Regions from separate parts of the Homo sapiens genome. Here region 2 is linked to region 1. The links are chromatin contacts, found by Hi-C or POLR2A ChIA-PET in ENCODE. All regions are on one chromosome and are shown on one strand. Each heading gives the region's core, a stretch centred on a gene start or an enhancer-like site at or near the end of the contact. The rest is flanking DNA. Distances are from core to core; before and after follow the strand shown.

Region 1 (6,530 bases), core at 1,290-3,789:
GGATTATATAAAATTTACTTTCAATGCAAAGATTTCATTTTTCTAGAAAAGGTTAACAAGCAAAATAGAGCAGGAAGACAGGCAGAGGATAATGTGTTAAAAGAATCAACTACGTCAAGGGCAAGAGCAGTTCAAGAAATGACAATGCAAGTACATTGAAAGGAAATTGGCCAATGTGGATGTGATTTTGTCTAGGGGTCATTCAGGAACACCTGGCTGACTTTATTTATAAGGCGATTGTCAAATCAATCTGTAGAATATGGATGAGGTGAAACGCAGAGGTAGAGTATTATTCTAGATCATCTGTAACTTTTCAAATACAACTATCGCACTGAAATTCCAGGGAGAATGTAAGTGACTCCAATAAAGAAACCTGTCAGTCAGTCAAGAGTGTTTATTTATTATCCCCCTGTGCCAAGCAATATTCTAGCCAATATGAAATGATACAAAATAAAGAGTAGTCATCACCCTTCCAATCTCCTGAGAGCAAATGGATTACATTTGCAGACACACACACACACACACACACACACACACACACACACACCCCACCTCTATGTGGGTGGTCAGGAAACTCAACTATATGGACATATAACAATTTCATTTAGAAAAGTGCTGATTAGAAAACTAAACTTACAAAATTAGAAAAACTGGAGAATAATGAATTTTATGAAAAATAGATTACAATGGATTCATAAGGCATGCCCTTTATTTAAGTCCCATTATGTTATTAAAATTGGGAATAACCCTTCACCCTCACAAATTTACAAAATATTTTTGGAACACATTATGCAAATATGGAGTCACACTGGTGTTGTGGAGCTGCTAACTCGAATAAAATACCATACTTGATAAAAAACCTTCTGTCCACTAAACTGTAAATGCCTTAAAGTCAAAGATCAGGCCTTATTTGCCTTTAGTGTATATTTAGTACTCTGTAGATAGAAGTGGTAAAGGGATAAGAATGAATGAATGAGACAGGCGGGTGAAATTTTCAAGAATGAGACAGATGGGTGAAGTTTTCAAAGGTTTCTAAAAGGGAAAAACAAGAAGACTAGGATATTCCAAGCAGAAAGGTCTGGTTGGTTGGCCCCAGTTGGTGTTCGCATATAAGAAGAGGGCTTGGCATTTTCCTCACCACTGAAGAAGGATCAGCCCCTGGTTTGGTCCAGTAAGAATATGTTCTTGCCCAAATGCCACTCCTTAGTTTCAGGGACATTGCTATTTTGGTTTTCTGTTCCAGCCCAAGTGTTCTTGATGGTCGAATTGTTTGCATTGACTTTTTTTCCACAAGAAGTTGGGTGATATTGCTGATTTGCCTGCCATGGCACTTCCTTGTTTTCATTTTGATTATTACTCAAAAATAGCTTCATTTTAAAATTCAACTTTTCTGACTCTCTGCTTGTGCCTTTAACACATTGACAATGATTTTCTGCTTCTCCACAAAGAAAGCACGTTGGATCCTGTCACAGACATATTTAGCAGACATGGAACCACCATAAGCCCTGCTTGGCATGTGTGTTTCATTTCAGACTACCTCATGAGAACTTTAGGTCTTAAAGCATCGGCCTCTCTCTCCAAGTCAGCCTGAACACAAGCCACAAGAGATTTCAGTTCTTTCTCGACCTTTTTGGTGTAAATGTAAACAATTCTATCACCAGGGGTTCAGGGCAGCCTAGTTTTGTTAGAGGCTGTATTGTAGGAAAGTCCAAGGTTGCAGGATCATTCTGAGTCCCTTAGACACCATTCTCAGAAGAGCTTGCTATTAGCTTAATGCTGCCCAACTACTACGTATGCTTCACGAGGGCAGGGACTTTTGTCTGTTTTCACTGCTACGGCTCCAACCTCTAAACAGTGCCCGACATAGTAGGCATTCAGTAAATATAGTACTTGTTAAATGGATGTTATTTTGGCTGCCTTTACTTTTGCTTTATTTGTCCTGCTTTACGGAGCTGGAAATTGGAGGAAAGCCTTTGAATTCATTTCCCTTCTTCCTTCTGTTCTGAAACTCTGGCCAAGGGTCCTAGCAAAGACCTTAGGGAGTGGGGAGCCCTCCTGGAAACTAATGACAAGTCAGGCGACAGGGGGCGGGAGAAGGAGAGCTGCAGGAAGTTCTTTCCCACTTACTTCTGCAGCACCCTTCACCACCCATCGTGCTCTGTATTTGGGGTTAGAGGTGTTCCGTGGAAGGGAAAGCAGGGGCCGCCTTGGCCGCGTTCCTCTCCTGGGCCACCGGGGTCTTGCCCACAGCGAGTCCCGCAGCACCCCCTGTCTGCGCAGCACCTGTTGACAGCCAGTGGGCGGCCAAGCCCGCTCGCGCGGACGCGTCCCAGGGCTGCCCCTCCCAGAGGCGCTGACCCCCGCCCGCCCCATCGGCCGCCTGCGGGAGAGCCGCTGAGCCGCCCCCGCTCGCCAGGCGCGCGCTCCGCCCGGGCTCGGCCCACGGCCCCCACCTCCTGTCTGCCGCCCGGCGGGGGGAAGGTAGAGAAGGGGAGGGGACAAGCCGGATCCTCCCGGCCGCCCCGGCCTTCCCTCTTCACCCCGTGCGGAGACGCCGCGCGTAGCCCCGAGGTTAGCGCGGAGCCCGAGGCGTGGGGGGAGGGGACGGGGAACAACCGGAGCCCCGCGGTGACCCCGAGCGGCCGAATTGCCCCAGGCTTTGAGGAGCGGGGGACGAGCCCGAACAAGGTGAACTTTGGTCGCGGAAAACTCAAGCCAGGTGCCGGAATCCGTGCTGCGGCGCTCCGAACCCGGGGCCAACTGCGCTCCGGGCTGAGGAGCGGGAGCCCCGCGGCCTCTCTCCGCCTGCGCCCGGGCCGCCGTCGGCCCGGAGCCCCCCGGCCCCGCTCCGGCGCCCCGGCCCGTGGGACCCGCCGCGGCGCCCTCGCCTTGTTTCTTCCCCCTCCCCCTTCGGGGGTGGGGGGTGGGGCGGGGGAGAGGGGCGCCCGGAGAGCCGCATCTATTGGCAGCTTTGTTATTGATCAGAAACTGCTCGCCGCCGACTTGGCTTCCAGTCTGGCTGCGGGCAACCCTTGAGTTTTCGCCTCTGTCCTGTCCCCCGAACTGACAGGTGCTCCCAGCAACTTGCTGGGGACTTCTCGCCGCTCCCCCGCGTCCCCACCCCCTCATTCCTCCCTCGCCTTCACCCCCACCCCCACCACTTCGCCACAGCTCAGGATTTGTTTAAACCTTGGGAAACTGGTTCAGGTCCAGGTTTTGCTTTGATCCTTTTCAAAAACTGGAGACACAGAAGAGGGCTCTAGGAAAAAGTTTTGGATGGGATTATGTGGAAACTACCCTGCGATTCTCTGCTGCCAGAGCAGGCTCGGCGCTTCCACCCCAGTGCAGCCTTCCCCTGGCGGTGGTGAAAGAGACTCGGGAGTCGCTGCTTCCAAAGTGCCCGCCGTGAGTGAGCTCTCACCCCAGTCAGCCAAATGAGCCTCTTCGGGCTTCTCCTGCTGACATCTGCCCTGGCCGGCCAGAGACAGGGGACTCAGGCGGAATCCAACCTGAGTAGTAAATTCCAGTTTTCCAGCAACAAGGAACAGAACGGTGAGTCTTTCCCCCATTCTCCCCCTGCTTGTTTCTCGCTGTGTGTGTTAACGTTGGCATTGTGCGTTGGTATGTGATATATACCAGACTGTGAAGGTATCTTTGGTCTCTCATTACATGCAAATGTGCGCTGCGTTCATTGGCATGGACTGTTAAAGGTTAAGTGTAGTTTGCAACTTCGGGAGCTGCCACAAAGCTCCAAGAGGGCAACGTGAGTGCCACTGCTGAGTGAGGACATTCTGGGAGCGATTGTGAACGTCATTTCAAATGCACATTGCAGGTTCGCTCATTGCTAAAGTTAGAAGTTCAAGAACTGCCTCTAAAAACGAATCCAAAATGAATGAGCCTTGGCATGTTTGACTTTACTCAGATTTGGGGAGGGCGAGGGGGGTCGGTCAGGAAATATATCAGCCGCATTAATTGAAGCACTCTAGGTCGAAGTCATCAATTAATCAATGAGTAGATAGGAAATATAGAGGTCAAGAGGCTGTGTGGTCGTTTTTAGAGGAATTAAAAAGTGTATTTCTCTTGCTCCCTAGTTTTTGTTTTTTAAACTTGCCTTTGTACTCTGAAGTCCTTACCTTTCTGGTGGTGTGTTTTTGTATGTGTTGGTGAATGACTGCTATTTTGTGTGTGCTGGAAACGACTTAATCCTGCATAGGAAATGAGAATTACTTTCAGCTTTCAAGTGTACCTGAAATGTTTAGAAAACTCTCAGATGCAAGTTCCCTTGGGCTGGGATTGCACAGAGCTGGAGAAAGGCTCCTTTCATAAAGCCAGGGCAGCTTCAGGGTGTGTAATTTGCTTAGCCTCTGAACCCATATGATTTACATCATTCAATTTCTAAACTCTTTTTCTCTTCATCTACCATTATGAAGTCATTTTTGAGAATACTTTGTAAATAGAAATTTTATACTGCACATGAAACCACAATGTTCATGTTAGGCTGTCTAAAATTGGAATATTTAACGCCCTGTTTACAAATGGTGGCTCTTACTGTAATTTGAAAAGGAATATACATGTTTTTACTGCTTTGTATATCATCTATTCAGAATGCAAGGATTCTGTCACTTGATTAACCATGCAAAATGAACACAAGTGGCATACCTACAAAATTAAGATAGGATGTGCTATAGTTTTAAGTCAGAGTGATTTTTTTTCCTTTTCATATTGGGGTGTTTCAAGACTTCAACTTTGAATTTAAACTCTATGAAGTGTTCATGTTTAAGAAAGCACAGAAAGTTTTAGGGTATAAAAGTAGATAAAATAAGGATTCTGCCGACTTTTGCAAACGTTATTTGTATTTGCTGTTGCGCAGCAAGACATAGTATCACATTTATCAGCTAATATTAGTGTGGTGCTTCTTACAACTTGCTAATGTGATGCCACATGGCACCTGCAGGCTCCTTGAGCTGCTGATCAAAGGGCAGCCTAGGGATGTATCTCTAATCACAGTAGCTGCAGAGGTCTGGGGGAAAGTGATCAAAGGAGCCACAGCACCAGCTGTACCCGTGCAGGAAACACATCAGACCAACCTTTGTTCTTTCTCATGTAAAATAAATGTCCAGTTCAAAATATTGCTTCTTACTAGCCAAGCTCCTCCATAATGACAACAATGCACAATATTCCTGGCTTCCTGGCTTCTGTTTTTTATTGTTCCTGTCCCATATCATTTCTCCTATTGCCTTGTCTTATCAAGCCTCTCTTGGCATCTGCCCGAATCTCTTTGCTGACCTGTGCTTCTCTTTGTCCTTTCCTTTTAGTTCTCTCTTGTGATCCCCATGCTATCATCACTTTGTAAGGGTCCCAGAGCTGTCATGCAGCATGTGGTCATAGGCCACTTTACCCAAGTAGATTCACACCTCCAGGAGAGATGAGTTCATTAAGCCAGGCCACACACATTCTGTTGCCATCTGAGGCTGGGCCATTTCCATTCCTAAGATGCATGATGCTAAAAATTGCTGCTTGTTTCCTAATCTGTGGGTAGAGGATTAGGCTATGTTTGGGGGTTGGTCTATGTTAAGGATGGCAGCAGGAAGTAACTAGAAGTAGAGGAACTACTTGTAGTTTTTAGCCCAAGGAGAAGTGGCACTGGCCAGCACTAGGGGGCAATATAGAGCTATTTTCTTGCACATGCTCAGGTTGATTTTTATACGTAAATGTTTCAAGATTTGAGGGTAACAGGTGGGTGCTGAAGAAGATTCCCCTGGAATGTAACCAGATTTGTTAGAGCTACTACCATTACCGTTACTACTACTACTTCTACTTCTTCTTCTTTTTGTCTTTCAAATTTTCCATTATGTGGGTAATCTTTTGCCCACATACTGAATTATGATTGAATTTTGATTGCCCTGTTGCTGTCTCAATTTTGACAGTTGTACAGTCCTGTAAATACGAACCCTCCTTGAGGATACCACGTAGAAGATCCCATTGGCCCAGTTTGTGCATTGCATCGTTTTGTGACAGGTCTTCTCTAACTCTGAAATGTCCAAATTGATATATTATGACTGTAGCAGCTCATTCTTGTCTCCAAGGACCCCTCCTCATGATACTCTCTTTTCTTGAGTATTCTAAAGTCCCTAATGGTGATTACTCAATCAGGTACCTCGGGCTGCTCAGTTTTAATATTAACTTGGTATTTCAAGAGGAGGTAGAATTGGAAATTGATTGCTGTAGCCAATGCTGCATACATGGATTTAGACTGGATCATGTGGACATGGTTCAGAATTAGCTTTGAAGGGTTAGTGTCATTTACACTATTGTTAGGTATCTGGTTTTTGACCTACCATTGGATTGCAATTCTTGCCACTTTTACTGTACAAAGTTTTATCCTCTAATATTATAAGTTGACTTCATATACTATACTTAATTTTTAACCTTACTTCTGACCCTGTCTCACTTATGAAAACAAGAGTCTTCAGATTTAACTTGAGGAAAGAGATTAAAAGATAACATTGACTTGCTTGGAGGGTGTCTGG
Region 2 (6,530 bases), core at 1,042-3,541, 1.2 Mb before region 1:
AAAACTAAATTAAACTTCTCTGTTTCCCATGCTACCTGATGGCAAAAAACACCTTTCCATTCAGTTTCAACAGAGACCATGAGCAATTGATGGCAATTGCTTCCACATTCGAAAATGAGATATGGATCCGCAGTGCTAAGGGAGGTGGGTTGCTGCATTGGGAAGTCTGAGGTTGCTGGAGCAAATGATGGTGACCATGTCCACTGGATCACTTGTGGGGCAGTACACAGAGGCCCAAGTTAGAAAACCAGCCTGCAGGTCAGCTTAAATGCTGCCTAAGAGAACAGCCTGGAGAGATGAGGTGATCTCAACAGAACAGGGGGCTACCAAGTTCCAAGGGACTAAGGGGCCATCAACAGCCAGCTAGAGAGATGCTTTGATAGTGGTGTCTTTGAATTAACTATCTCAGAGTCAGCTTTACACACCTGCCAAACCTGGAGAGCTTATAAGTCAATTTGCAGCAGTATCAATGGAGTAGCAAGGCCATTTCTGCTATTATTGCTTCTCTCTCTCCACTACCTTGGAACAGCCAGAGCCAGGCTCAAAGTGGGGTGAGCGGCTGGGTGAGTGGTTAAGGAATAAGAGCTCTAGGCAGGAACAAAAAAGAATGTAAGATGGGTCTCCTCTGTCCCTTTTCAGTAGATTTTGGCTATGCTTTTTGAGGGACTGCTATCTTCTGGAGAAATTCTGGGAATTTAAAAGAAATTTTTAAAGAAATTGACTGTGATATAGAATCAAACATATTAATTAGTTTATGTGTATTATGTGTCTGTATGTCTATGGCTAACAACTGGAGAACTTTTACAAAAATTTAAGTATGACTGGAAAAGTCATGGGGACTGCCTGAGTTTCCATTTAAGAAAGTTGAAAAGAGATATCAGGCCACAGAACAGGTTTCAATGGGCAGTGGGGGGAATCACTAAAATTGTGCTCTGATTATATCTGACAAGCCCCATTTATCCACTGTATTGGCTATATCAATATGTTGGCTACAAATAATTCAGTGTGCTTGTCCTCAATTCTACCATGATTGCTTTGCTGTGGTGCAGTGGTGACTATCTGTCAAGGCCTGGGCTGAGGAGAGAGGCCTCTGAGCAGTTTAATGAGGCATCATGGGGGATAAAAACAAACACATTGCTGAATATTTCAAATGATCATTCCAAGGCTGCTATCTCATTCAGTCATCAGAAGAAACCGATAGGGTAAGTGCTATTATTTTTCTTTTCTTACACATGGGGGAAACTGAGGCTTAGAGAGGTAAGATTACTTGCCACAGGGGACCACACGTAAGAGGTAAATGAGGAGAATTTAAAGCCAGTCTGCCTCCCTCTTCAGCCCATTCTCTGAATATCATAGTTCAGAGTAGATAGTGTAGCCTCCACGAATCCCTATTGTGGCTATAGCAGGGGACAGTGTATTGTTCTTTTTCTAGGAGACATTTTTGGAGTGGGGGTGGGAAGGTAGTCAACGAAATTTACTAACTCACACAACTCTCCCTATCTCGTAGGCATTTCTCCATGAAAAAAATAGCTCTAAAAACAGCTAGAGGAGATGTCTGCTTATTATAACTGGCCTCTGCCAAAGGCTTACTTTTAATTGTTATAGAGCCAGGTCAGTTATTCCTTTGACTGTGGAAATAATAAGATGGTTATAAAATGCAGCTTTGGTATGGTTTCCTTGCAAGAAGTTCACATTTTCTATCAAGAAAATAATTCTGTGTGTATGGAAGTGTGTGCCTAAGAGTTTTTGAGTGCAGATAAAATTGTTTTGATGCCTGAATTCTCACAAAGTTTAGCCAAAATATCCAGGTACTTCCAGGCTACTGTCAATATTGGGATTGCTCCTTCTCATTCCTCCATGTGGCAGGACTTTTAAAGAGGAAAAAAGGACTGAGTTTAGAGTGCTGAAATAACAGCCCGATTATAATTTTTGTCAATTTACCACTTGGACGTTTATTCTCTCCTTCCCTATATATTCCAACTCCTTGCTCTTTTTGCATTGTAAAATATAGTATTTTTAGGATTATACACCATATGCTAATCTTTTACCCACTCTTCAGTATCACAACTTTCTTTCTCTGTGGGGAGGAAAAATCCCTGTCCCCTTTCTGTCTTCTTGCCTTTTGATTCTATTTGCCATAGTCTAATTGACACCCCAAGGTCATCAGCCCCTGCCTTTGTGCTAGGACACGCAAACCACCCAGGCCAATCCCTAACCTGTTTTTTCAAAAAACCTCCAATCAGAGAGAATCCACGACTTCCTTTTGTGAACTGTTGCACCGTGCAATTGCACACTATAAATGTCTTTCCTTATCTGTGTGTACTCTTATCTCACTGTTCTATTTTTTCTCCTCATTTATATTAACTCTTTCTTACCTTTTTTTCTGAACTTCTAGGCCTTCTCTTTCCAGAACTGGTGGAAGACAAATGAAACGGCCAAGATGGTAAGGTGAGTAGTTCCTGGGAACGCTTGTGCTCTAACCCCAAGTTATGTGGGATGGACACTCGAGGGGTGATGGCATTCCTCATTTTACAAGTTACTTGCTTGGCTGCGGCTGCTCCACCAAGATAGCAAACATTCTCGATCTTTTGAACTTCATGAGACTGACATTTCTGAGTCTGTTTGCGAACAGGACACTAGAGGGCTCCCAGGGGTTAAAAATAAGTGGAAATTTATTTGAATGAAAACTGATTCTCTACGGCATTTCTTTTTTCCGAATTTAAAATTAAAGTTTATTTTGTTAACTATTGTTTTTAAAAGCTTTGTATCTCTTAAAACCATGCAGCAGTCAGTTTCCAAGTTTTGCTTTGCAATCAGTAGTTTTCAAGGGAGCTTTTAAAGCTGAACTGAAATGTTTGAAATGTGGAACACTCTTGACCATGAAATATGTTCTACTTACATGCCTCAGCCTTTAAAAGTTCTTTGCATTAGAGTCAAGGATTACATTCTTCCTGGAGCCAAGCATGGGGCCAGCTGTGTAAGTAAGGTTGCTTACGAGTTTCTTCTTTTTCTTTTTAATAGTGAAAAAACAGAACTAGAGATGCTTTTATTTTCTTTCAGCTGACTTCGGTGGAAAGAAAAGAAATAAAAAGCAGTCAGAGTTGTGTTGTGTTGTGTGTGTGTATGTGTGTGAGAGAGAGAGAAAGAGAGAGAGAGAGAGAAACAGAATAAATGCAACTGCTTCCAAGATATATGGACATTTATGGCTTTGTATTATACTAACAATGTAAGCTAATGGAACATATTATTAATATGAAGTACAATTTGTACCTTTAGACTAAGAGAATATGTTTCTAAATTTTATTGTTAATACTTGCTGCTTGTACTTAGTTAATTCAGGACTTTAAAAAATAAAAATGGTATAGGTATAGAGTATTAAAAAATTATCTATTACTTGTCTTAAGTTCTTTCTGAATTTCAAAAAGGAAAAGCCCAGGTTTGTCACATTTTAACGCTTTTGCTTCAGAGTCAACTTAAATGACTCTAGGTACAAGTTATAAAACACTCTTGGATTTTTGTGGCTTGTTTTCACTACTTTCAAGTGACTATCAAATCTATACATCTATCTCGTTTGCATGCTTTTAAATTTTATTTTTAAAAACATTTAGTGGTGATATTTATGAAAGGAAATGATTACTTTTTTTCTTGACTCTTGTAGAGGAACTTAAATGGTTTGAAATTGTGACTCAGTTAACTCTGTATCCATTCATTCCCAGAAACAAGCCGCATTTCTCCTTGGGGAGACTGATAATTTAAAAGGTTTGTTGTGTCAGAAACATTCCCAGCTTCATCACCAACCCTTTCCTTCCACCTCTGCCCACTGGAGACCACTTATATCCCGAAGCGGACGCGGCAGCTGAAGTCAGGAAACCATGCATCACATTAGCAGGAGCCAACTGCAGACTTTAAACTCCGTTCAACATGTGGATGCGGCAGAGAAATGACCTGTCCAGACAAGCCGGGGCAGCTCATAAACTGGTTCATCTGCTCCCTGTGCGTCCCGCGGGTGCGTAAGCTCTGGAGCAGCCGGCGTCCAAGGACCCGGAGAAACCTTCTGCTGGGCACTGCGTGTGCCATCTACTTGGGCTTCCTGGTGAGCCAGGTGGGGAGGGCCTCTCTCCAGCATGGACAGGCGGCTGAGAAGGGGCCACATCGCAGCCGCGACACCGCCGAGCCATCCTTCCCTGAGATACCCCTGGATGGTACCCTGGCCCCTCCAGAGTCCCAGGGCAATGGGTCCACTCTGCAGCCCAATGTGGTGTACATTACCCTACGCTCCAAGCGCAGCAAGCCGGCCAATATCCGTGGCACCGTGAAGCCCAAGCGCAGGAAAAAGCATGCAGTGGCATCGGCTGCCCCAGGGCAGGAGGCTTTGGTCGGACCATCCCTTCAGCCGCAGGAAGCGGCAAGGGAAGCTGATGCTGTAGCACCTGGGTACGCTCAGGGAGCAAACCTGGTTAAGATTGGAGAGCGACCCTGGAGGTTGGTGCGGGGTCCGGGAGTGCGAGCCGGGGGCCCAGACTTCCTGCAGCCCAGCTCCAGGGAGAGCAACATTAGGATCTACAGCGAGAGCGCCCCCTCCTGGCTGAGCAAAGATGACATCCGAAGAATGCGACTCTTGGCGGACAGCGCAGTGGCAGGGCTCCGGCCTGTGTCCTCTAGGAGCGGAGCCCGTTTGCTGGTGCTGGAGGGGGGCGCACCTGGCGCTGTGCTCCGCTGTGGCCCTAGCCCCTGTGGGCTTCTCAAGCAGCCCTTGGACATGAGTGAGGTGTTTGCCTTCCACCTAGACAGGATCCTGGGGCTCAACAGGACCCTGCCGTCTGTGAGCAGGAAAGCAGAGTTCATCCAAGGTAACAGATTCACATGCTTCGTTATTTGCAGCTGTTGGGGATTCTGGTTCATTTTCTTTTTTCCCTCACTCTCTTTTTCTAAATGATTTTTCTCCACCCACGGTTCACATTTGGACAGCAGCAGCAGCAGCGTGTCTTTCCATGCGCTTGGCATTCTTTATTTTCCCAGCCTGGGAGGATATGAGAGTTCCAGGGAAATGCTGTATTGGACATGCAAGAGTAAGCCCATACTGTATAATCTTTGCTCTCCATTTCCCTCGCTTCACTTCCCAGTGGCTTATTAAATCTAATTAAAGCCAACGGCAATTTGCATGATGAGGAGAGGAAGCTAGGCTGGAGGCAAAGAACTTGCTGACAGTCAGGCATACTATTAAATAGGTTACTATGGGAGGAAGTAGAAGTTTTTAAAAGTAAGGGGGAAGCGGGTTATCGTTCTTGAGCAGATGGAATCTTCTTAAGCCGCGCAGAGCCAGACCATGTTAGGTTTAACCCCCCCTTTTTTTTTCAATGGATTTAACCTCTTTATTTAACAAATAAAAAGAATGAGCAAAAATTGGTGATTTGTTCAGTATGTATACTAACTAGCTGTGTGGTTTTATCAAGCCCCTGACTATGATCTATTGAGTCTGTCTTTCAAGATTCTCCCGTCTTGGGTGACAAACATTTTGGCAGGTTCTAACACATGTAGCCAGTTACTGCAGTTGCCAGCAAAAGGACTGGTCTGCGGTCATGCCCATGCCATATAAAGGATATTCTCTGAATATTAAAGCTATTCCAGGGCTCGAATACAAAGTACAGTGAGTCAGTGGCTTATGTTTGAATGCAGAATGATGCCAGAAGTTACAACTTTGAATCCAGATTGGCCCAAGAGGCTAAAATGTACCCCAAAGAGATTATAAGCTGAAAGGATACTTAACTTTCTCCATGTTACCATGAAATTTAGCATTTCAGTGAGGTTCCCAGGGAGCCTAGAATGGAATGGATTAAAATCCCTGGGAGTGGCTGAGACCCAACTGCATTTCCAATGGCTTTAGCATTATAATTTCATTTTAAAATGGATACCCCTGGAAGTACCAGTGATTTACTTAGAAAAATTGGACATTCCCTACTGATGGTGGTTCTTGTCTAAGTGCTCCAGATTCACAGGTATGCTTTGATGTCTCAAGTTTATAAAGCAGTCCACCACAGTTATGCCAATGTAAGAAACCTTCTCAAACATTTAATCTAATGTTGATAAAAATGAATTTTTATTGGGTGCCCACAATTTGCTAAGGATTATACAAATTGATTCATATGTGTTGGCTCCTAGAATTTTCATAACAATGCTATGAAGTGGGGACTATTATTATTTCCATTTAGTAGATGAGAAAATTGAGGCTTATTGAGACAAAGTAATTGGCCTCAACTCCCACAGCTAGTAGGTGGCTAAGCTGGGTTTTGACTATAGACCCAGCAAACTTCAGAACATAACTTCTTAGCCACTGGACTTAGGTGAATATGTAACTTATTATCCAAACTGGAACCGTGTGGCGTGAAAGGAGATGCTGGTGGGCATTGGGACAACAGGCCCACACTGACTGTTCTGAGCAGAGTAGAGCACAGGATCCCCCTTGTTATGCTGAAATCCCATTCATTTTCATGTCATAAAGGCCCCAGAGAGGAGAAGATGAACTCCTGTGT

The links. A loop is a pair of places that touch in the nucleus more often than their neighbours do. ChIA-PET counts read pairs that join two places held with the same protein, here RNA polymerase II (POLR2A). Pooled maps may share reads with other maps.
Region 2: a pooled map shows a loop between it and region 1 (2.8-fold over the local background). The contact joins the promoter of GASK1B here to the promoter of PDGFC in region 1. A Hi-C loop is called at or near these places in 1 of 168 maps with a recorded cell type or tissue (sigmoid colon) and 5 of 50 pooled maps. POLR2A ChIA-PET finds 5 or more read pairs at or near these places in 1 of 52 experiments (activated T-cell).

What each region holds. Positions count from the first base shown.
Region 1 is chr4:156,967,808-156,974,337 of GRCh38, reverse strand. It overlaps PDGFC (platelet derived growth factor C), which reads left to right and starts at 2,539. Exons shown (of 6, transcript NM_016205.3): 1 at 2,539-3,552. The coding sequence starts at 3,435. RefSeq lists an enhancer at 2,252-2,752.
Region 2 is chr4:158,168,786-158,175,315 of GRCh38, reverse strand. It overlaps GASK1B (golgi associated kinase 1B), which reads left to right and starts at 2,291. Exons shown (of 5, transcript NM_001128424.2): 1 at 2,291-2,448; 2 at 3,717-4,850. The coding sequence starts at 3,941. It overlaps GASK1B-AS1 (GASK1B antisense RNA 1), which reads right to left and starts at 4,564. Exons shown (of 5, transcript NR_147410.1): 1 at 3,836-4,564. LOC101928007 (a long non-coding RNA gene) reads left to right here. Exons shown (of 4, transcript XR_007058350.1): 3 at 1,050-1,202; 4 at 1,508-1,628. RefSeq lists enhancers at 2,915-4,114, 4,288-4,808.